Regions from separate parts of the Homo sapiens genome. Here regions 2 and 3 are each linked to region 1. A link is a loop called in an ENCODE intact Hi-C map of the cell type or tissue named here. Cell type or tissue: mammary epithelial cell. All regions are shown on one strand. Region 1 holds the start of LOC124907740 (a long non-coding RNA gene). Region 2 holds the start of LOC102724948 (a long non-coding RNA gene). Region 3 overlaps LAPTM4A-DT (LAPTM4A divergent transcript).

Region 1 (8,000 bases):
AAATGGTTCTGGCTGTACTGGTTCTTTTTGAATCACCCTGTGCCCTGGCTGTTGTATCCCACCGCTCACCCGGGAGGAGGGTGCAGCCATCCCTGCGGCGCACACAGGCTCTGGGCCTTGGGTTCAGGAACCGCTGCCCCTGTCTTGCTCTGAAGCTCCCACTTGTGACCACTCCACTCCAGGCTTCCTTGGTGCCCGTCAGCCCTTGGGGGGCTGCAGCAGGCACTTGGCTGCCCCCGAAACGGAGGTCACCTTCCATCCACCCAGACTCGCCATCCTGCTTAGGTCCCAGGAGGGACGAGTTTGGTCCCAGGAGGCTGCAGGAAGCCCTCGGCCTCAGATCCTGGCATGGGAGGGTGCAGTGTGGCAAGATGCCTCCCCTGGCTCTGGGGTGGTTACCAAGTCCATTCTTTTCTGTCTTCCTCCACAGGTACCAGATCCCCAGGGGCTGCAGGGCTCACCAGCAGAGATTCCTCTGTCCTGGATGGCACAGACAGTCAGACAGGGAATGATGAAGAGGCTTTCGACTTTTTTGAGGAGCAAGACCAAGTGGCAGAAGAGGGTCCGCCCGTCCAGAGCCTGAAGGGCGAGGATGCTGAGGAATCCTTGGAGGAGGAGGAGGCGCTGGACCCTCTGGGCATTATGCGGTTGGTCTCCTGTTGTTGAGAGGGCCCCTTTGGTGTATTCCAGGCTTTCTGGAGATGACGTCCCCCTTCCCTGGAATCTGAGAAAAGCCCTGAGCATCCCAGGTCGCCCCCTCGCAGGGATCTGGGCCACGAGGCCTTGGCCTGGTGTGTTGGGGGAAGTAGCTCTCTGCGTGCCCTTGGTGGTGTGCATGTCTCTGGGACTGGGCTTAGGTGTCGCCTCCCTTCTCGGGTCACAGGATGTCCTCCACTTGTGGCTCCGCACTGGGGCTTGGTAGAGTCCTCCGTGACAGCTCAGTAGTGCAGGCTGCGGGCCTGTCCGGCTAGTGTGGGAGGACTGGGTGCTCCTTCCAGCTGTGGGACTCGCAGAGGTGGCTGCGGCTCTCTGGGCTGCATCATCTGCATAGCAGGAGCATTCACCTTGGCCCTGCCTCCACACAGGGCCATTCACCAGCCATACATCTCTGGCCATTTACAATCTCTTTTCTTCGGTTTTCCTCAGTGAAAATGGACTCATGGTCGTATCAACCTCTTAGGGCTCCTGTGACGATGAACTGAGTTATGTAAATTTAGCAATCAGCTACCATCATGGCCCCATCTTTCAGTGGAATCAGACCAGGCCAGGGGTGCTGTCCTCCCCGCTCTCTACCACAACGAATGTCTCTTAGCCGTTTACCAAAGCCCTCGGGCGCCAGATGAGTGTAGGTCCTGCCGCAGAAAGGAATTAGAGCCCAGTAGAAATTAGGCAGAAGCAAGTTCAACTTCATCAGCATGTAGAATTCTCTCCTAAAATCACAGCCCACTCTGGAAAGGCCTTCTTCGTGGGGAGGGTTATGGGAGGGTGGGCTGCAGGGTGGCCATGAGACCAGCGTCCAGGGGTGAGGATTTGCACTGGGAAAGGGTACGCGGCGCTCAGGGAGCTGCAGCAGAAACAGGCCTGAGATCTGGGGTCCTGCGGCACCTGGGCACAGCAAGTGCCCTGCAGTCGCTCCTCCTGGCCCTCCGTGGCTGGCCTTGTCCCTGAGTGGGGTCAGCGGCCCTGAGGGAGAGGCAGCCAGAGTAGTGGGTGATATGGGGACAAGCCTGTAATAGTCACTCCTTATCAGCCTGGCCCAACGCGGCAGGCCTTTCTTGGGCTTTATTTTGGTAAGGGTGAGGCTTTGTTTGAACTCACATTCTCTGTTGTTCTGAGTAACCACACGTAGTGCCAAACCGAGATGGACTTTGGTGGTCTGTGCCAACCTTTGGCTGAAGAACACACTTAGCCGAGCGGCTCCTTTTTTGGGTAGGAAAATGTTCTTTGTGGCTGGCAAGTGCTGCCTTGAACTTCCTACTTACTTCATTAGCAGATTGTCAGGGGAGATGTGTCAGCTATCCTGGGACCCCTTGGCGGGGCGGGGGGGGCGGGGGCAGCCCCCTCCCCAGCTCTGTACTCTGGGGCCCTCACCCCTGAATCCTGGGAAAGCTTAGCACCTAAGAGTAATCCTGCCGGCTTAAGACCCTCCCCTGCTGGGGTTTCTTTTTAAGGACCCGTGTGACAAGGTGCTGATGAATCAACGTTATCACCTCTGTCAGGAATAATAAGTAAATTTTTTGAGAGTTTATGAAATGCTGGGAACTAAGTTAGCATTTGCTTGCATGATCTCATTATATCTGTAAGACAGCATTTCTGAAACTACTTGCTACAACCCATAGTAAAAACTATATGGTACGCCATGACCCAGGACACACATGTATAAACATCCCATAAAACTGAAGCAAAAGTTCCCAGAACTCATACAAAACCTTACTAAGTGTATTGTACTGGGATATTTTCTATTCTATTTCAACGTTTGGAAAGGTCATGACTCGCCAAACTGCTTTCAGGATCCACTGTGGGCACAGGTCAAGAAACGGAGCCCTGGAGGCCTGCACTGGCATCAGCCTCTTCTGTGTGGTGGGAAACTCAAGTTCAGGGTCAGGTGGTTCGTCCACGTTCCTGCAGCCTGCAGATGGCAGAGCCAGGACCCCACGCCATCTCCAGTCCAGTCTTTATCAGCCTGGGAGGTGGGCAGGGCCCCAGGATTATCCCCCTTTCACAGATGGTAAAATCGAGGAAGGAGTTGAGCAGGATCTTGGCCAGAGCCGTGTGTGTTCCAGAGCTGTGTGTGTGGCAGAGCCGTACCTTGAAGTTGGGTTTCCACCTCGGCCTTTCACAGACACCCAGGTGGGCTTGTTGATCTCTCTTGGTGCCACCCACCTGCCCTTTGGTGGGGGACTTTCTGTTCTTCTCGGGAGGCTGTTTGTGCACCCCTCTCCCTCCCGTGCGCTTGGTTCCTGTGCAGATGCAGCGGCACCCGTTTCCCAGCTTGCCCTGCCCCATGTCTGGGCTTAGCTCTGGGCTCTCCTGGAGCGGCCACCATTTCCATGCAACCAGCCTCGGTCCTTCCCCGCCGTGGCCGCGGCGAGGCGCTGCTGCTCTGCTGAAGGGCTGCTCCACGGCAGGGCTGCTGGGAGGGTGGGAGTCGCCAGCACAAAGCCGGAGCCCAGGCCGGCCTGGCTTTTCTTTGTCTTTTAAACCTGGTTTTGATTAGGGACAAGAGAGCGTTATTACACCATTAGAGAGCAATTAAAGATAGAAAAAGCCCTCACCTCGGCCCATCCCAACACCACCGCTCTCTCCATCTGCTGGGGCTCTCTTCTGACCCCGTCCCAGCAGCATCCATGCAACCGCAGGCACAATGCACGTGCCTTTTCGTACTCTGCTTTTCCACCCTATGGTCTGTCCCGATTGCTGCTCCATGTCGCCCCTGTTTTGTATTTAAGTTTCTATTTTAGAATGTCACGGTGCTGAGAAAATTGACATTCTACCCTAATAGTTCTGCCTTATGCTGGAAATCCTCTGCGGGAAACCTTTTTCATTGTGACTCAAATAACACACAATTAGTATAGAAAAATTGCAAACACAGATAAAAGTCCTTTCCCTGTGAATTTCTGAATGCACCTTTGAATATTCACATCTTACTGCCAAAATGAGATTGTCTTGTGTGCCGTTCTGGAATTTGCTTTTTTCCAGCTTACATGTTCTAGGTCCTTCCAGATCAATAGCTGCACTCTCCCTCCTTCCTCTGCTGGTTTCTCAGCTCGATGGGCTGTAAGTGGCATTACCAGGCCCTTGCTTGTGGGCGTGGCGGGGTTTTCTGTAGGTTTTTGCTATTACAGGCAATAACCTGAGGAACTTCTACATATACAAAGCTTTTATTCTATGGAGCCTTCCCCTATATACGTGCCCCAGAGCAAGGTCCCTGAAGCTGCTTCTGGGGGCTTTGGGGTACCATTCCAGTAAAAGGTTCTCTAAGGGCTGAAGCCCCTCTGTTGGGAGGCCCCTCTGCTTTTCTAAGCCCTGCCCACCCCCGCCCTCAGGGCCCACTCCTCCCACCTCTTCTTTTGCACACAGGGACCCCCTCCAGGCCCTGGGTCCCTGAGGACTCACAGCGTCCTTGGGACAGGCTGGCTCCTGTATGAACAAATGCACCTGCCTGCAAAGCTGGTCTTCCCAGACTCCCTGGAAGGGGGAGCCCACACCCGGGTCCCCGTGCTGTGGCCTCCGTGGTGAAGCTGGATGTTTCTCTGGAATGCCACGTTTTATGGTTGTTTTTTAATATGGATTTTGCTTCATCTTTCATAAAACAACCACATGTATTTTAGTATAAAAATAATATCTTACTCTATATTTGGATGAAATCACTTCTCTGGAATGATTCTGTGGTTTTGAATGCTCCTGGCACATTGCCAGGTGCTCCCAGATTTGCTAACCCAAGATTTAGCAGCAAGACAGTCCCTTAAGGTGAGCCGTGGAGGGGAGCTCTGTGGGGACAGCAGGGCCTCAGTCCCACCTCCTGAGGTGCCCTGGAGCTGCTTCCCCGAGGGTGCCTCTTGCTAAATATCCCGACCACTGCGCATGGGCCTGGCACCTCTTTGTTCATTCCAGCCTGAGCCTGGGCACCCAGGGCTCCCCTGATGCCACCAGTGCAACAGAGACCACCTAGGGATTCTGGGCCACTGAAAGCTTGGCAGAGATAGAGATTCCAGGCCCCCCTCAGATCTGGGTAGGGCCCCCAGAATCTGTGTTTTAACAAGCTCTTGAGTTGGTTCTTCCGCAAGCTCCTGTTTGAGAATTCCCAGAAACCAAATTCTGTTAAAGTGTTGGAAATGCCAGAAAGGAAACAGGTGTGGAGAGTGGCAGGTCAGCCGTCACCACAGTCTGCCGCCCACAGGGGGCTGAGGACAGGGCGTGTCCAGAAGGCACTTCCGGTACTGTCTGCTCCCCAGCAACTCCTGCTCGGGCTGGGCTTTCCCTCGTCTGCTGACCCACCTGCTGGACGAGTTCTCTGCTGTGCCATCCTGGGGTTCATGTGGGGGCCACGAGCCAGGATGGCTGGGCCCGACCTCACCCTGCACCTGTGCAGCACTTAGCCCTGGCCTGGCTGGGGACCCAAAGCCATAAGGAAAGGAGGAGGCAGGTGCCACAGCTGCCCTGCAGCGTCACGCAGGCGGCACTCCACCCAGGCTGTCACAGTGATCACAGCAGCACAGTGTGCATGCCAACTGCATTTCCCCATCCAGATTACTGCCGTGGCCGGACGCAGCAGCTCACGCCTGTAATCCCAGCACTCTGGGCAGCTGAGGTGGGCAGGTTACTTGAGATCAGGAGTTCAAGACCAGCCTGGTCAACATGGTGAAACCCTGTCTCTACTAAAAATACAAAAATTAGCTGGGTATGATGGGGCACGCCTGTAATCCCAGCTACTCAGGAGGCTGAGGCAGGAGAATCGCTTGAACCTGGGAGGCGGAGGTTGCAGTGAGCTGAGATTGTGCCACTGCACTCCAGCCTGGGCAACTGAGACTCTATCTCAAAAACAAAACAAAACAGAAACCAAACAAACAAAAAAACAGATTACTGCACAAAGTCCTGCCTGAATGAATGGGCTGTTAGGAACAACAGATGTACCAGTGGTTTCTGCTTTTTAAATTCAGTAGCAAAACCTTTGGCTCAAGAGAAATATCATCCAGAATCCCAGTACATAAAACAGGCTGAAGTAGGATTTCCCCTGGTTGGGACAAGTGAGGACTGGATCTTTGTCCCTCCAGCCTCAGCCCCACTTCCTGGGGTAGCCCTGGGCAGCTTTGCAGAAGGCGAGGGCCCCTTAGAGTATGGTTTGACAGTGAGTGGGGCAGCTGGAAACCCCCAGGATGTGTGGCTACCCCCAGAGCAGGGTTAAAGATGGGCAGTCCCAGGTTCAAATCCCCTTTCTGCCACTCAGCTGGCGGACGCTGAGTGCGTTGCTGTACTTCTCCAAGCCTGTTTCTTTCTTTGTAGAGTAGGGGTAAAGTAGAGGCCCAGTGGCTGAAAGGATAAAATGAGATGGAGCACTACAGGAAAGTTCCTTTGTAAAATGTTATCACTATTTCAGATTCACTTTGCTCTAAAGAGGTCTTTGTGTATTTAACCAACAGTTGAAATATGAATATAAAAGGCAGCTTTTCCACTTCCTATAGTTGTTATGCAAATATCAGTCACTGTGATGTGCACACTATGACTTTACCTCCCTCCAGGAGCGCCGGTACACCTGTCACCTGTTACAGCTTCCTAGAGCAGGCGATTCTGGAGGTGGGGCAGCCCCTGGCCCTGGAGGAAGGAGCCTGCTTACCTGAATCCTTAGTGGGATTCAGTGGTTGCTTGGTTCCTTGAGAGATAGAAATCTGGGAGGTCACACTTGCCATTTTCCCGCCTCAGGCTCCCCCAGGACCCGTTGTGGCAAGTTCTGGCAAGTAACAACACTCTTAGGATGACAGAGCCTTTACGCTCTGAGGACTGCAGATCAGATCCAGGCTCTGTTGTTACGACTGAGGAACCTTCCCAGGATCACACAGGAGGGCATGAGAGCAAGAGCTGGGGGTCTCCTGACTGCTGGCCCAGGACTTTTCCCTTTTTCCCCAGGCCATGTCCAACACTTGTGCCAGGGGACTGACTTCTCAGCCCTCACCTGTTCACTCTCGGTTTTTGATGACATGGGTGATGGGCATTCCCCACTGCAAGGACAGCTAGCTGTCTGCTGGTCGTGTCACCATTTGGAGTGGATCAGGGGCATAGGAGCGCCCATGTGAGAACCAGCAATGGTTGTTTACTCAGAGCTTACTGCGACCAGGGAGGTGTCGGCCACCATCACCTGCATTTGGCAAAGATGCAAAGAGAGGCAGGGGAGTGGGACACTTTGAAGCAGATGAAAGGGAAGGCTCAGATACACGCTGATTGGAGGTTATTGGCATGGGGAATCCAGAAGCAGCCAATGAGAAGTGGGGCATCCTTTGTCCTCTGTGAGCAGGAAGTGGGGCATGTTTGGCTTTCTCTGGATGGTCCTACTAAACTGGAAATGGGGAAAAATTTAGGAAAGCTGGCAGTTATTGATCAAATCTTGGCCATTTGGGGCTGACTGCTGCAGAGGCTGTGGTCTGGCTTCCTGGGCAGGTTACTGCAGACTGTGGGTCAGAGTTCCACCTTTACATGTGGCCTGGCCATTGTCCCTTTGTGTATTCAGGCTCTTGGGGGTACTGGGCGCTTGCTGTAGAATGTAGGCTGCAGAGACCTGCAGCTGGGACCCACGTGGTTCCCTGGTGGTGCAGGAGCCAGGATGGGTGAGGGGCAGTCTCTGGCCCCATTGTGGAGAAGGAAAAATGGCATCACCCACAAGCTCAGGTGGGATTGTCACTGAGTCCTGGCCCCTCAAGATAGGGCTCAGTGGCCAGGAGAGTGGGCTCTGGCTGTTGAGAAACAGGTCCTTGGAATGTGACTCTGGGGACCATAGCAAATGATAAACGTTCATGGTGACCTCCCTGGCTGGCCCCTTTTTTTTTTTTTTTTTTTTTTTTTTTTTTTTTTTTTGAGACAGGTTCTTACTCTTTTACCTAGGCTGGAGTATAGTGGTGTGTGATCTCAGCTAACTACAGCTTCAACCTCCCAGACTTAACTGATCCTCCCACCTCAGCCTCTCAAATAGCTGGAACTACAGGCATGCACTACCATGCCTGGCTACTTTTGTCTACTTTTTGTAGAGATGAGGTTTCACTATGTTGCCCAGGGTGGTCTTGAACTCCTGGACTCAAGTGATCCTCCTGCCTCGGCTTCCCAAAGTGCTGGGATTACAGGCATGAGCCACTGTGCCTGGCCTGGCCCCATTTGCTTTTTAAGGCCCAGAGTGAAGTCTGCTGAGTAGAAAGCATAAGTGAGCCTAGACATCACCAGGCAGCTCCCAGGACCCCAGACCTCTGCCACGGCCCTGCGCTGACTTGCATCCAGGACCCACTTGGCAGCTTGCG
Region 2 (8,000 bases), 93 kb after region 1:
GTTAGGATCACTCATGAGGTTGCAGTCAAGATGTTGGCCAGGGCTAAAGTCATCTGAAAGCTTGACTGGGGCTGGAAGATCCACTTCCAAAATGGTCACATGGGCTTCTCCATAGGGCTGCTTGAGTACCCTCACAACATGGCCACTGGCTTCCCCCAGAAAACAAGAACTCACAATGTTTCTAATGACCTCACTTCAGGCATACTACTTCATCATTCCAGAATGTTCTCTTGATTACAAAGGTCAACCTAATTCGATGTGGAAAGGGGCTATATAAGTGCATGAATACAATGAGAAAGGGATCATCCATGGCCATCTTGAAGGCTGAAAATCCCATCTGTCCTTGTTCACTGCTGTATCTTCAGTGCTTCACTCAGGGCCCAGCACACTGTAGACATTCAAATAACAATTTTGATAAATGAAAAGGGTTTGATTAGATTATTCAATTCAAACAGTGAGGATGGGCACAGTGTGTTGCAGGAAGTCAGGGACCCCGAACGGAGGGACTGGCTGAAGCCATGGCAGAAGAACATGGATTGTGAAGATTTCATGGACATTTATTAGTTCCCCAAATTAATACTTTTATAATTTCTTATGCCTGTCTTTACTGCAATGTCTAAACATAAATTGCGAAGATTTCATGGACACTTATCACTTCCCCAATCAATACCCTTGTGATTTCCTATGGCTGTCTTTACTTTAATCTCTTAATCCTGTCATCTCGTAAGCTGAGGAGGATGTATGTCGCCTCAGGACCCTGTGATGATTGTGTTAACTGCCCAAATTGTAGAGCGTGTGTGTTTGAACAATATGAAATCTGGGCACCTTGAAAAAAGAACAGGATAACAGCAATGTTCAGGGAACAAGGGAGATAACCTTAAACTCTGACCGCCGGTGAGCTGGGCAGAACAGAGCCATATTTCTCTTCTTTCAAAAGCAAATGGGAGAAATATCGCTGAATTCTTTTTCTCAGCAAGGAACATACCTGAGAAAGAGAATGTGCCCCTGAGGATAGGCCTCTAAAATGGCCCCCTTGGGTGTGGCTGTCTTCTATGGTCGAAACTCTAGGGATGAAATAAGCCCCAGTCTCCCATAGCACTCCCAGGCTTATTAGGATGAGGAAATTCCTGCCTAATAAATTTTGGTCAGACCGGTTGCTCTCAAACCCTGTCTCCTGATAAGATGTTATCAATGACAATGCATGCAGAAACTTCATTAGCAATTTTAATTTTACCCCGGTCCTGTGGTCCTGTGATCTCGCCCTGCCTCCATTTACCTTGTGATATCTTATTACCTTGTGAAGCATGTGATCCCTGTGACCCACACCCTATTCATACACTCCCTCCCCTTTTGAAAATCCCTAATAAAAACTTGCTGGTTTTATGGCTCAGGGGGCATCACGGAACCTACCGACATGTGATGTCTCCCCCGGACACCCAGCTTTAAAATTTCTCTCTTTTGTACTCTGTCCCTTTATTTCTCAACCCAGCCAATGCTTAGGGAAAATAGAAAAGAACCTACGTGACTATCAGGGGCAGGTTCCCCGATAACAGTGAGCCTCCCCACCCCTTTTACCATTTCCAGCAAAGTCTCAGCAATAACTAAGTCCCATTTTTTGCCTTGCCTCTCATGGCCCCAAAGACTGAGTATCAGAGCCCTACTCAGAAGGTTAAGGGAACACCATCAGGCCACAGCCCTGGCTGCAGTCAGCTCTGGCCTCCGCATGCACCCTTGTCACTGAGTGTGCATTTCTTGAGGATGCTCCCCGGGCAGCCGTTCATGCCTCAGACATTTGGATCAGAGGAACACCAACTGAGGGAACTGGAAAGCAGTGGCTTCACCTTATTTGCTTGTTCCACGTCAGCTGCCCTCCAATGAGGGTGTGTTGAGCTGCACAGACAGCCCTGTCAGGGGCCTGTTTTTGGTGGCTCTGCAGGATTACAAGACTCCATCACTGAGGAGTGAGGGAAGCAGCTGACACTCCAGCTTGCACTCTGGATGTCTCTCTGTATGTGTCTGCCACTGAAAACTGGCTCTTCAATAATGCATGGGGCTATTAGCGCCAAGCTGAGGATGACTTGCTCCCTCCCAGCGATCAAAGCTGCCGCTGGGAGCCCAGTCGATGATCAGATTTCATGGGCTCCTTGTAACTGTTGCCCCTTCATATGAGATTAGAATGGACTATTTCATGGCCAAGGATGAAAGCAGCAAGGATTTGGGAGAAAATCCGGCTTCCCCGATAAATCAAAATGCTTCCATTTCATTACAAATGGGTGCATGACACAGCTAATAGCTCCTGTGAGAGGGAACGCTGCGGGACCAGCTGTCTCCACCAGCTTCTTTCGGAGGCTGGGTAAAATGTGTAAGATGCTGGACCAGGGAAGCCACTTGATTGCCTTATGTCCAGGGCACCTTCCAGACCATAGAGGCCTGCCACAAATCCCTGGGAAATTCGCCTTTATTCTGCAGCGTTAGCAAAGTTTGGAGCAATCCCCTCAGAGGCGATTGGGTGGTTGGAGCCAGGACTGCTGGGGAGGAGGCGGCTGCAGCCAGCAGCTGACATAACATTAATAGCTCCTCACCACTGTGCATGCTCATATGTCCAGTACTTTGCATATAGTAAGTACCTCTAATCCTTGCAGCAACTGCAATGTATTATTAGATCTTGCTACAGTGAAGAAACTGAAGATCAGAGAGCTGAAATGATCTTGTCAGGACCACCCAGCTAAGGAGTGCTGGAGCCCAGAGTGAAAGCCCAGGGCTGTGCTCATGCCCCTGTACCAGCTGCTCCCTCAAGTCCCTCCAGAAGCAAAGACAAATCTAGTAGCAAAAGGGAGTGTCCCTGGAGGAGCTGGCCATTTCAGTTACAGGAGAGGGGTGGGGTATGCAGTCGACTATGAGAATCCCCTGGTCTGACTTCAGAGGCTTCTCACAGTCAGGCCCAGAGGGCATCGCAGCCGCCTTTAGTGTCTTCTCCAGGGAGCTCTCTCCTTTCTCGGCTGAGATGCTGATTTCTTCTGGCTGCTGGCTCTGAGCCCCAGGGTGGATCATCTATCCTCTCTGTGCTTGCTTCCATCATCTGTGAATTGGAGGTAATGACGCCGCCTTCGTGGCAAGACAGCCCAGGAGCTGCTCGGGCCGCGTAGTACAATGGGATTCTCCTGGCTCATATATCCCAGCGAGAGCCTACCTCTGCCCACCTGCCCATGCCTTCCTTCCTCTGCAGTAGCTTCCCCGCTTCATCTATGCCCCCAGAGTCTGGGAAGCCTGGGTCCAAACTCCTCCTCCTTTTGAAAGATCTTCCCTATGTGGACTTCCCACCAGCCTATAGCCTGGATGGGTGGGATCTCCTCATCTCTAGTGTTGTGAGATGAGGTCACATATCACCAACTTGGCCAGGAGCCACGAGGAGCAGGGTGTGGTCTCTCCACTTCCACCTCCCATCTGTGCCCCCAGATCCCCTATATCTTCTTGGGCATCCAACCTGAGGCAGGCTGCAGCAAGGCTGATGGTAATTTTGTAGACCTGGCTTCAGAGTGTTGGGTGGTCTCTGAGTCAAAGAACAATTCCCCCATCCATCTCCCTGCCCCAGTGGACGGAAGAATGCCTCCTGCAGAACGAGCACAGGCCAAGGAGTCAGAGGCAGGCACCAGCGGCACCCTCAGAGAAGGGTCCTCCCTGCCCGCCTCCCCTGTCCAGGTTTGGACACATCTGTGTCCCTGACGTGTCCCTGATAGACCCAGAGGTACAGATGCCATAGGGAGGCTGACCCTCCCACCTGACCCTCCGACCAGATCAGAGCCCTTGAGGGTGGACTGTGTCTGGCTCATGCCCACGTGCCCAGGGCCAGCATCATATCTGCACGGGGAGATGCCCCACGTGTGGCGAGTGTTAGACCTAGTCAGGGGTGAGGAGAACCGGGACTGAGGCCTGGAGACATGGTGGGTGGGCTTCGCAGGCAAACTCGGAGACAAGAAAAGCTGGGTTGGCCACGCAGAAGGGGCTCAGTGATCGGGCTCTGACCAGGGCACTCATAAATACGTGTTTGCAAATCACCGACTTTCAATCCCCCCCACCTCAAATTCAGAGACAGCTTGATGTATGCTGTGCGGAGGAGCCATGGCCTAGGGACAGTGCCATCACTAACGCCCTGGGGAACTCCACACGCACGGCCTCTCCCTGGGACTCAGATTCCTCACTCACACCAGGAGCTGGAGTAGAGGTTCTCAGCAGCCCCCCATCAGCTCCCACAAAATGGCTGTTGTGAAATTCCCTGCACTGTGCCCAAACCCCTAACCACAGGCAGTGGAGACCCCAGGCCTCAGTGTGCTATCAGCCTGAGGAAAGGTGGCTTTATCCTGCCAGAATTCCCTCCCTCAGTTCTTCCCACCACTCCCAGCTCGTTGTCCACCTGCTGGGCAGTCCTATACCTGGGCCTGTCAGGACGAAGGCCTGCCCGGGCTAGCGGCTGTGCAGAGATCAGAAAGGAATTACTGCAAGAACCCATCTGTTTGTGCCTCTGCTTCAGAAGCTACTTGTGGGTTGAAGTAAAAGCTTTGGCTCTGTTGTCAGGGACAGTGAAGAGCATCTGTGTCCTTCGATGCTGCACATATAGGAGCTGGAACCCTAGGACTCTTCAGTGTCCCCTTTGGATGGGGCAGAAGGCCTGATTGACAAGTGGCTCTGAGGAGAAAAGTCTAAACAGACATCATTGAATGAACACGAATTGTTCCTCTTGAGGTACATATAGGCTCCAGTTTGCCTTCAGTCAGGACACAGAAAGGAATCTGCCAGGAAGGGGACTGGAGCGGGGATTAGGAGGGTTGAGCCTGCTCTGGTGAGCTCCATGAGCCTGGGCATGGCCTCCACCTTTCCACACCCGGGAAGGTTTGCACGTGCTGCTCTCTGGGGTCTGGGCCAATGGCTGCATCCCCCGACAGACACTAACAGTTCTAGTCACCATGGGGAAGAGGCGCAATGGTCATCCCTTCCTAGGAGAGCGTTTCAGAGATCATGCTGTGCGGCGGGTGTTTGATGTCTCACCATCCCCTCAGACCAGTGCGGTTGGGCTACCAGCATCTGCCCGCAAGGTGATCACTAGTTTCAGGCTTAAGTAAGCATTACTTCAGCACTGCCTGTGGGTTCCACGGCAGGCCAGGCATTTTCACACAGTGTTTCATGATATCCCACAATCCTCATTATCTCCCAATGAACCAGGTCCTGCTCAACACAGTCTGGGGCTCCCCGCTCCCCCTCTGCAGCTGCTCCATCTGCCAGGGACTTGACTCAGCCTGCTCCTCTTTCAATATTCAAGACAGAAATGCCAGGTGTGGCAATCTTGTCGGTCCTTCGAGTGTCAGCCAAATGCCCCTTCCTCCAGGAAGCCTGCCAAACTTCTCCCTCCCTGTCACGTATGCCTGTGCTTGCATCCTGGCCAGGCCCTTGTCACCCTTGTTGCTGTGGAGTTATTTGTACACCTGACTTTGCCCCCTGGAGCTCCCCAGGGCACCAATGCTGAGTCTTTCATTCCCTGGCGACACCCCCTTCCCCTCAGGCACTTGCTGAGTGAATAGGCGAGCACGGTTGTGGTCTGGCTGACACCTTCCTCGACACCCAAGACAAGGAATAAAGGGTTAGAGTCTTCAAAGTGATCCCTTTAGCCTGCAGGGAGACCGCAGCAGGGTGTACACTGGATGAAATTACGTAAAACACGAAGAGAGCACGGGGCACAGGAGTGCTTCTCAAGAAAGGGGCTCTGGGGCAGGAGCAGAAGCCCGTGGCAGGGACGAGGGCTGTGGGCCACTGAAATGCTCCCTGCCAGCCCCAGTGCCCGCAGACGGCCCCTCCAGCCTGGGGGAAGCTCTGCCTGCCTCCTCAGGCCGCCCGCAAACTGCTCGTGGCCCAGGGACCTCAGGGTTGCCTCCAGTGGACACACTTCGTGTCTTGCTAGAGCCCCGTTTCTAAGGGAGAGGCAGCCGACAGCTTGCTGGGAGATTTCTAAGAAGAAAGCTGGTGGGGTGGCTACTGCTTTCTAGATTACTCAGTGTGTGACTGGAAACACACTGGTCGCTTTGCACGGTCACAGCCGGCACAGCCTGTAGTCACAGAATGTTCTGGGCTCACCCTCTTCTCTGGCCTGGGGAAGTGAGGCTCAGCGTAGAGGCTGTACCCACAGGCACATGACGGTCTGCACCCAGGCCAGGGCTCAGTGAGGAGCCGGAGTGTCCCGGCCTGCCTGGACTCCAGCCGGGACCTCCCACATGAGGCTCATTCATCTATGCCCAGGATTCTCAAAGAACCCCGGCCCCAGCCTGCTCTCTGTCATGTGCTGAGCCCCAAGCTTACCCATGCCTCCTGCCGTGGGGACCAGAGAATGAGAAGACCACCAGGGAGACCCGCCCTGGAGACCATGGTGTGCTGCTGACTCACGGTGAGGCGGTTTCCTGAGGCGGGAGCGAGCCCCAGCCACCCACAGGAGTGTCTTCCAAGGGAGTGGAGGTGTGGGGAGACCAAGGCAAGCCCTAAAGGGTGCCAGGTATGGAGAGGGACAGAGGGGAGAGTCCACATCCAGGCCTCTACTGGGATGGGTGTGGTTTCTCCAGGGACAAAGCCATGAGTGAGGAACCTTATGATGGAGTGTGGGAGAAGGGGTGGGGGGCTCCAAGGAGGCTCAGCCAGTACCCAGGGCTGCTGTCTTCCCAGCGTGACTCACCGGGGCTTCTCCTCCTCCACCCAGCCCTGCCCCTCCATCTGTAAGATCTTTGATCTCACAAACATATTCTGTGCCCTTCCAGAGAATGACATCACCAAGTGTGCCCTCTGTCCTGTCACTTGGAGCTCCTGGAAGCACAGAATGTCCCTCAGCCTGGACACTGCCCCTGGCCTGGGGAGGTAGATGCTCCCCACCTCCCCTCCTGCCCTAGTGCAGAGGAAAGAAGATCAAATCTGGAGTCAGCAGACATAGGAGTCTAATCCCTGGTTCTGATATATCTAGGCAGTCATTGCCTTAGCCACACTCAGCCTTAATCTCCTGATCTGCAAAATGGGGAGAACCACACTAACTTTGCAGTTTGCGGTGAGAGTCAAGGAAACCCACGTGAGAAGTGTCTGGCACTGTGCCTCGCATGTAGTAAGTACTCACTAAATACTCGTTTACAGTTTTTTTCCCCTCCCTGTCTTAACCTTTTTTTCTCCAGTAAGTGACTGGGGACAGGAGTCCACTCTAAGAACCTCTGCCTGCCCTCAGAACTCCGTGGCCAGTGAGGGCTGCATGACCCCTTTGTGCTGGGAAGGTGCATCTCAGGACACTGACCTGCCTGTGCCCAGGCTCATGGTGTGGGCAGAGAAACTGTGGGTGAGACCTTTGTGAAAATGGAAACCCAGATGACCGGGAAGGGGAGGGGCCCCAGGAGGAGGGAGAACCAAAGGTCCTTGCTGTCTGTTATTCCACCTGTTTGTTTTCCCCTAATCCCCAGCCCACAGGGAGCTGCCACATTTCCCCTGACTCCCCCAGCGGGCCCAGCTCAGGGGCAGAGGCCGAGCAACACAAGCTGATCAGGCCACCATCACTGTTGGCTTCTGTGCCCAGGGGGTCCCTGCAGCCACCATCAGGAAAGCTCCCACCCTGGGGACAGTCTCTCCTGCCTCCTGTTCTTCCTGGGGTCAAAGACGTGCTCCTGCTCAAGGGTGAGCAGGTGCATGGGCTGGTGCCACCAGCTGGTACAGTGGCTCCCTTCTGCTCCCATGAGGGGCCTGGGAGATATTTCAGGGCTCTGTCCTCAGCCAAGCGTGGACTCAGCCAAACACTTGGGCAGGAGGGATGGTATCTTGTTGCCTTCAGGGCTTGGCTGAGCCCAGGGTCGAGAGCATTTTCAGATAGATGCCTGCTAACACACCAAACACGTCACTCCTTAACAAGATCTCCCTTGTGCCAGGGCTTGAGCTGAGCTCCAGGGAGTGAGAGAAAGGGGACCTAACAGACTTGTGGGAGACGAGCGTGA
Region 3 (8,000 bases), 530 kb after region 1:
TGCACTTCTACCCAGTGATCTTGTATCCCTTGCTCTTGGAATCCAGCCACCATGCTGTGAGGAAGCCCAAGCCACACAGAGAGGCCACGGGCAGCTGTTCTGGCTGATGATTCCCCATTAGGGGAATCAGCACCAGCCACCAGACATGTGAATGAGGAGACTGTCCATATGCCTCCAACCCCAGACTGCAACTTCATGAAAGACCCTGCGTGAGAAGCACTCAGCTGAGGCCTGCCAGCCCCCAGAGCTGTGAGAGGTAATAAAATGATTATAGTTGTTTTAAGCCACTGTGATTTGGGGTGATTGGTTACATAGCAATAGATCACCAGAATACCCATGAACAGTGATAATGGACAGCCCTTGCCTCTCAGGCATCTCTTATTGAAAAATGGAAGTCCAATCCTTCCTTCCGAACTTGCCTTCTCAGGTTCTGAAACTTCCGACTATCAAGTGATTCAATCTCTCAAAGTGAGATTTGAAAGTGGGACTTCCAGGCCGGGCGCAGTGGCTCATGCCTGTAATCCTAGCACTTTGGGAGGCCGAGGCGGGCGGATCACAAGGTCAGGAGTGACCAATATGGTCACTCCTGAACCAGCCTGACCAATATGGTGAAAACCCGTCTCTACCAAAAATACAAAAATTAGCTGGGCATGGTGGCTTACATCTGTAGTCCCAGCTACTCTGGAGGCGGAGGCAGGAGAATCGCTTGAACCCAGGAGGCAGAGCTTGCAGTGAGCCGAGATTGCGCCACTGCACTCCAGCCTGGGTGACAAAGTGAGACTCTGTCTCAAAAAAAAAAAAAAAAAAAAAGTGGGACTTCCAGTTGTCAGAAGCTGTCAGAACACTCTCCTACTCACTTTCTTAAGGAAGTTAATCTCTTTAACATTTTTACTAAGAAAGGCAGTTATGATGCAAATTATTATGGAAAGCTTATGACTCAAACACCAGGTAGACCCAGGTACCATTCCTGATTCTGCCAGTTTCTGGCACTCTTTCCTGAGATGAGTCACTTTGCTTCTCTGTGCTTCAGGAGTCTCAGCTACAAAATGGGAAAACTCACACTGATCTTCTAGGATGCTATGATAATTAGAGATTTTTTACAAACAGTATTATTCTTAAAAAAAAAAGGGAGGGGATTTGATACAGCTTATGAGCTTATGAAGATGATACATATAAACTGCTTTGTATTAGCAATAATAACTTATATTTGTCAAATGTCTACTAAGTGCCAGGCACTGTTTTAAGCACTTTGCACATGTTAACTTTTTTGGATGGTTATGACAACCTTGTGAATTAGATATTACTACTACATGCATTTTATAGATGGGGAAATCAAGGCACAGACAGGTTAAGTGACCTTCCCAAGGCTATACAGTAAGTAGCAGAGCTGGAATTTGAACCCAGGAAGTTTGATCCTAGAGCCCACTGTGACATACTGCATCTTGGTAAATGTTTAACTCTGGGTTCTGGGTGTGATGGAGTAACGCTCGGCCATCTCTTCCTGAAGAAGCGATCTGGAGCAATCTGGTGCTCAAACCAAAGTGCTATCAGTGGTAAGTAAGATCCCTAGCGCTGATGTGTGCTAATGGGAGAGATACAGTAGGGATGAAAGTCACACCCAGCAGCCCCAGGCTGCTATGGTGGTTACAGACCAGAGAAAAGGAGACATCTGAGGAAGGGGACATTTTGTAACATCAGGACAGTAGCATGCACCTGGAGCATTCAGAGGCCTGAGTTACTTGGACAGAGGCAGCGAGGGGAAGTGGAGCTGGTTGCAGAACTCTTGATACTGAGACCTGCCCTTTTACTCACTAGCCATGGGACCCTTGCTGAGTCACCTGCCCTCATCTCTGAAATGGCAATAACTTGTGCAACCTCCCAGATGAGAGCATGTAAACAAAGTGCCTGAAAAGCCAGAAATGGAAGCTACCAATAAGTTTTGGAGGAAAATTTACTTAAAATGAATAAGACACTTCCTTATCTTCTTCTTCTTCTTCTTCTTTTTTTTTTTTTGAGATGGAGTCTCGCTCTGTTGCCCAGGCTGGAGTGCTGTGGCGCGATCTCGGCTCACTGCAACCTCCACCTCCCGGGTTCATGTCATTCTCCTGCCTCAGCCTCCCAAGTAGCTGGGACTACAGGCGCACGCCGCCATGCCTGGCTAATTTTTTTTTTTTTTTTTTGTATTTTTAGTAGAGATGGGGTTTCACCCTGTTAGCCAGGATGGTCTCCATCTCCTGACCTCGTGATGAGCCCACCTCAGCCTCCCAAAGTGCTAGGATTACAGGCATGAGCCACCGCACCCGGCCCTCTTCTTTTTCTTCTTCTTCTTTTTTTTTTTTTGATGAGGTTTTGCTCTGTCGCCCAAGCTGGAGTGCAGTGGCACAATCACCGCTCACTGCAGCCTTGACCTCCCAGGCTCAAGAGATCCTCCTGCCTCAGACTCCCAAATAGCTGGGACTACAGGCATGTGCCACTACACCTGGCTAATGTTTTTGAGAGACCGGATGTTGCTATGTTGCCCAGGCTAGTCTCAAACGCCCTGGGCTCAAGCAATCCCCTGCCTCAGCCTCCTAAAGTGCTGGGATTTTAGGCATGAGGCACTGCATCTGGCCCTTATCTTCTTAAACAGAGAGTCTTGAACATCACTTAGCTTTTCTTCATGATTCAGCGTTAATCACTGTGCAGCGTTAATCACTGTGAACATCCATTCCCACACTGAGCTACAGAATGAGGAGGGGCTTAGAGGACACTGCCTTGTTGGGTTTGACTCTGCCCTGCACTGGATGACCCCAGGCTGCTGGGCTTCTGGAGGCCTCAGGCTACCCCTCGAAAGATGAACAGTCTCATCCCTCACTAAGACTATCACCTGTCACCTCTCAGCACTGTCAGAATGTTGGCCTAAAGCAGTTTAATGAGACTGATTTGTTGCTTCTAATCTTTTTTGTGTATTTACAAACCGGATGCCTGCATTTGTTAGAAATGTTCATAAAAACAGGGATTCCTGAGTACAGAGAACGGAGGGGTTCAGCTCAGGGTAAAGAGCATAAGCTTTCATGCATGGAGCTTGTGACATCCGTCTTGGCTGCTCAGGACCCTGTTTGCTCCATGGGTTTCAACCGCTCCAGACGGGGAATGTGTCACTGTAGCTGGTGATGGTGACCTGTTAGGGACTCTGTTTAGTTCTTTTTTTTTTTTTTTTTTTTTGAAACAGAGTCTCGCACTGTCTCCCAGGCCGGAGTGAGGTGGCGCCATCTCGGCCTCACTGCAACCTCTGCTTCCTGCGTTCAAGCGATTTTCCTGCCTCAGCCTCCGGAGTAGCTGGGACTATAGGCATGTACCACCATGCTCGGCTAATTTTTTGTATTTTTAGTAGAGACGGGGTTTCCCTGTGTTAGCCAGGATGGTCTCCATCTCCTGACTTCGTGATCTGCCAGCCTCGGCCTCCCAAAGTGCTGGGATTATAAGCGTGAGCCACCGCACCCGGCCCATAGTTCATTATTTTTACATTGATCTGTTTCTCTTCCTTCCTGATGTTTATTGTAACAGTAACTTCAGGGCAAACTCAGTGTCCTTCCCAGTGAGAGGTGACAACGTGCTAGCAGCCCTCACTCTTGGCGCTTCCTCGGCTTCGGCGTCCGCTCTGGCCGCACTGGAGGAGCCCTTCAGCCCGCCGCTGCGCTGTGGGGGCCCCTCTTTGGGGCTGGCCGAGGCCGGAGACGGCTCCCTCTGCTGGCGGGGAGGTGTGGAGGGAGAGGCGCGGGCGGGAGGAAGGGAGAGGCGCGGGCGGGAGCCGGGGCTGAACACGGTGCTTGCGGGCCTGCGCGGGTTCCAGGTGAGCGCCGGCTGGGCTTGATGGGAGGCTGAATCCCGTTCGTGGACCGCCGTTGCCTCTTCGCGGGATCGTTGGCCACAATAGCAGGTCTCCCTCTCTTTCTCGCTTCCCTTCTTTTCCTCGATTGTCTGGGACTAGCTCCCTGTGGGCTGCCGGAGTGCCGGGGTTTGGTGCTGCAAAGTCCAGCAGCGAGTCCCAGTGAGAGATGAAGCCGGCTGGGCTTCTGGGACAGGTGGGGACTTGGAGAACTTTTCTGTCTAGCTAAAGGTTTGTAAACACACCAATTAGCGCTCTGTGTCTAGTTAATCAGGTGGTGACTTGGAGAATTTTTGTGTCTAGCTAAAGGATTGTAAACGCACCAATCAGCACTCTGTGTCTAGCTAAAAGTTTGTAAACGCACCAATCAGCACTCTGTCAAAATGGACCAATCAGCTCTCTGTAAAATGGTCCAATCAGCAGGATGTGGGTGGGGCCAGATAAGGGAATAAAAGCAGGCCACCCGCGCTTGCAGCGGCAACTTACGTTGGTGTTTTTCCATGCTGTGGGTGCTTTGCTCTTTGGGAGAGCTCTTGCTGCTGCTGCTTACTTTTTGGGTCCTTGCTGCCTTTATGAGCTCTAACACTCACTGTGAAGGTCTGTAGCTTCACTCCTGAAGCCAGTGAGACCACGAACCCACCAGAAGGAAGAAATTGTGGACACGTCTGACCATCAGAAGGAACAAATTTGGGCCATATCATCTTTAAGTAAACGGTAGCACTCACCGTGAGGGTCCACAGCTTCATTCTTGAAGTCAGTGAGACCAAGGACCCACCAGAAGGAACCAATTCCGGACACACCAGGACACCACCTCTGTCTCTTTAGTCCCACATCCTCTATCCATGCCCTCGCCCCAACTTCTGACACAGCGTCTTTAGATTACCCATGCAGGCATTTTCTCAGTACCCCTATGTGTTCAGTGTGTGGCCATGCACTCAGTGGGGACTGCTAGGGTAGGCTCAGCCACAGCCCTGCCTTTCACGAGCTCAGTCTGGTTGAGGAGGCTAAGGCAATACCCAGAAACAGAATACAAATAGGATGGTGAGAAACAGAGGCTGGCCAAATCTATCCCAGTGTGATATGTGAGTGCCGTGGATGGTAAGGAGCAATAGCTACGGGCATGTTAGGAAAGGAGTTAAGGAGGACGCTTGCAGTGACAAAGGGTGGAGGGACAGCTAATACTTAGCAATGCTCCGGCTCCAAAAAATGCTAGCAGGTATGAGGAGACCCGGGCAAAGCCAGCCCTGGATCCCCTGAGAGCAATGAGGAGTGGGCAGGTTATGGAACATGGCTGGATCCCCTTGGGACTGGCTGATGGAGAGCCTGTGGGCCTCCCTCCAGGCGGCTGGGGCTAGGATTGGGGCTTGGGGATGGGTGGGGTGAAGAGCACCAGGAAACAAACAGCAGAAGGCATGTGAGTGGAGGAGGGCAGGAGGCTTGGGCAGTACCAGTCTCAGCTGTGGAGGGTGAGGGCGGGGGCTGAGACAAGTCATGGAGGGGGTGTCCAAGTTCCCCCAGGATCCCTGGAGTCCGCCCAGGCTAAGTTCAGCGATAGCTACTCTGGCCGAGCTGCAGACACTCAGGTTCTCCGTGGCTTTGGCTCTAGGTGACCCCTTACTCTGGCAGTTAGCAAAGTGAAATTGTAATGGGCACTTAGCAAAGTGAAACGTAAACAGAAAACGGGAAGCCTCTCAATTACCTTGAAATTGGTTTCAAGCCATGTTAACTGAGAACACACACTCCCTTCCTGTTAAACCTCATGCACACACATCACAACAAAAGGAAGTTCTTGTCCTTGCAAATTTGCAAGTGGCGGGGAGCATGCATGCTCAGGGAATGGCTGGGCATCCATTCCTTGCCCCACTCCCCCAACAAAGCAAGGTGCTTTGAGCATAGAGATAGATGTTCCAGGACATAGGGCCCTGGAAGAGCTTCAGGAGGTTCTTTGTGCATCCCCCAACTTTGTTGGAGCTCAGAGAATCAGCATATCGTCCATACCCATCGTGCCCCGATATGCCTGGCTCCCAGTGCTCTGAGGACTGGGCAGAGGGGCAAGACATTGCGCTTGGAAGGTTGGGGTCCTAATAAGAATTCTGGCAAGGGCAGGTCAGTGGAATCCTGGCTCTTGGTCCAGAGGCCCCAGGAGTGGAGCAGGACAACTGCGTGTCAACATTGCTTTGCACACACCCTTCAACTTCCATTGCATCCTCTCAGTAGATACCTGGCATCTCCACTTTGTTCACATGAAGCAAGAAGGGCCCAGAAGTGTGCAGCCACAGGTCACACACCTGCTAGGTGGCAGAACAGACTCCTTACAGCTTTTAGGGCCCAATATGATATAGAGGGGCCACTGGGGTGGAGGTATGGGGATGCCAATGGCAATTCTCACTCTTTCAAAATATGGCCAGGTGCAGTGGCTCAGGCCTGTAATCCCAGCACTTTGGGAGGCCGAGGTGGGCGGATCACCTGAGATGAGGAGTTCAAGACCAGCCTGGCCAACATGGTAGAACCCTATGTCTACTAAAAATATGAAAATTAGCTGGGTGTGGTGGCGCCCCTGTAATCCCAGCTACTTGGGAGGGTGAGGTAAAAGAATCACTTGAACCCGGGAGGTGGAGTTTGCAGTGAGCTGAGATTGCGCCACTGCACTCCAGCCTGGGTGACAGATGGAGACTCCATCTCAAAAAAAATAAAAATAAAAATAGAGACCCCTGTGTTTCAGAAACTATCAACAAGATGTGAGGGCCTCTCCATCCTGAATGTCTTTGGTTCTGCAGACTGCACTTCCCCATCTAGGTCCTGGGGAACACCCTCATCCCAAGGGTTCTGTCTCTTCCCAGAGAGAGGCACCCAGTGCCCCCAAGGCTCGATTGCACTGAGAGGTGGGTGGTCCAGCATTCAGCTGTAGACAGCTTTTCCCAAGATGTTGGAACCAGGCTCCATATCCTAATGAGACGCTTACCCTTTGATGCCTCTATTTTTCACTTGGCAGGATCATGCTATAACTGAAATTTCATAATCAGTAGCTTCTGCTTGTAACTTGACAGAACCTGACCTAAGAGATCCTTTAGTCCACCTAGTGGGTGACCTTGGCAACATCCCTAATACAACTGTTGCTCACTGTTTTAATTCAACCCAGTCATGGGATACTAGATGATAAAACTGCTCTATATTCTTTATTGATTAAATAAATGTCTGTACTATTGCTAATACTACATGCTGTACTTGGATAAATTCCTCTGGAAAAGTTGAGACTCATATACGCAAAGTTTAAAAGAAAAACAGGCCACATGGTTACAAGTCTCACCTAATTCCCCATAATCATTTCATTTATTCATTGGTTGCCTTTGGGTCTAGTTCATGACTCAAAACTACTACACCAATTGAGACTATTATTTTACTTGATATTTTCCTTTTACATTTTTATTTGTTACTTGTTAAATTTTTGCAGAAGTACAACTCCTAACAAATAATGCTGGCCTATACTTTGAGATGATAACAAATGCCTACAGAACAGATAAAACTGAAATTAACAATAGATTCTAGGTAGACTTAGCCTGAGGGTCACTCCCTCCAGAACTTAATTGCTCCAATGTGGCTGAAAGGGTTTTGACACTGACTCCTAGCTGCTAATCACAACTGGTCTTGGTGGGACCAGACCAAGCCAAACTGGGACAGGTCCCAGCACTGGGGGACAATCAAAATCTAACTACAGGAATATTGATCAGCAGTGCTTTTGGAGAAAGATCTTGATCAAAAGGGGGAAACGTGGAAGTTGTCAGAATCAGGATGGAGTTACTTATGTTAAAAACTCAGACAAATAGAGCTAGGGAAGCCCATGAAGGGAGGGTTGTCATGCACAAATACCTTATAACAACAACTATCACAAAAGACTCACCAACTTCACAATCTTGCATAAAGGCCAAAACAGCCTTACCAAAAAAATACTTCTGTATGAAAATCTGCCCATCAACTGCCTGTCGAACCTCAGACTGGTACCATCCCCCTCACCACCGTTGTCGTCGTCTTCTTCTTCTTCTTCTTCTTCTTCTTCTTCTTCTCCTTCTCCTTCTCCTTCTCCTTCTCCTTCTCCTTCTCCTTCTCCTTCTTTCTCCTTCTCCTTCTCCTTCTT

The links. Peaks named below come from ENCODE experiments on the same cell type or tissue, not always from the same donor. Only the 100,000 strongest peaks of a DNase experiment are listed, where the experiment ranks them.
Region 2: a loop joins it to region 1, with 6 times the contacts of the local background. A loop is called at or near these places in 6 of 110 quality-filtered maps.
Region 3: a loop joins it to region 1, with 7 times the contacts of the local background. A loop is called at or near these places in 4 of 110 quality-filtered maps.

What each region holds. Positions count from the first base shown.
Region 1 is chr2:20,631,083-20,639,082 of GRCh38, reverse strand. HS1BP3 (HCLS1 binding protein 3) reads left to right here. Exons shown (of 7, transcript NM_022460.4): 4 at 431-647. It overlaps LOC124907740 (a long non-coding RNA gene), which reads left to right and starts at 654. Exons shown (of 2, transcript XR_007086243.1): 1 at 654-2,850; 2 at 4,081-4,367. RefSeq lists an enhancer at 3,290-3,339. In mammary epithelial cell, a CTCF peak has its summit at 3,085; a DNase peak (open chromatin) is centred at 4,422.
Region 2 is chr2:20,538,300-20,546,299 of GRCh38, reverse strand. It overlaps LOC102724948 (a long non-coding RNA gene), which reads left to right and starts at 6,133. Exons shown (of 3, transcript XR_939794.3): 1 at 6,133-6,430; 2 at 6,795-7,129. RefSeq lists enhancers at 2,581-3,565, 3,566-4,551. In mammary epithelial cell, a CTCF peak has its summit at 4,419; no DNase peak of the experiment used is centred here.
Region 3 is chr2:20,102,659-20,110,658 of GRCh38, reverse strand. All of the region lies in intron 2 of LAPTM4A-DT (LAPTM4A divergent transcript), which reads right to left. Among named protein-coding and RNA genes, the nearest start is that of LAPTM4A-DT, 55 kb to the right of the region's middle. RefSeq lists an enhancer at 3,557-3,851. In mammary epithelial cell, CTCF peaks have their summits at 3,724 (motif pointing left) and 6,942; DNase peaks (open chromatin) are centred at 978, 1,828 and 6,928; H3K4me3 peaks cover 603 bases.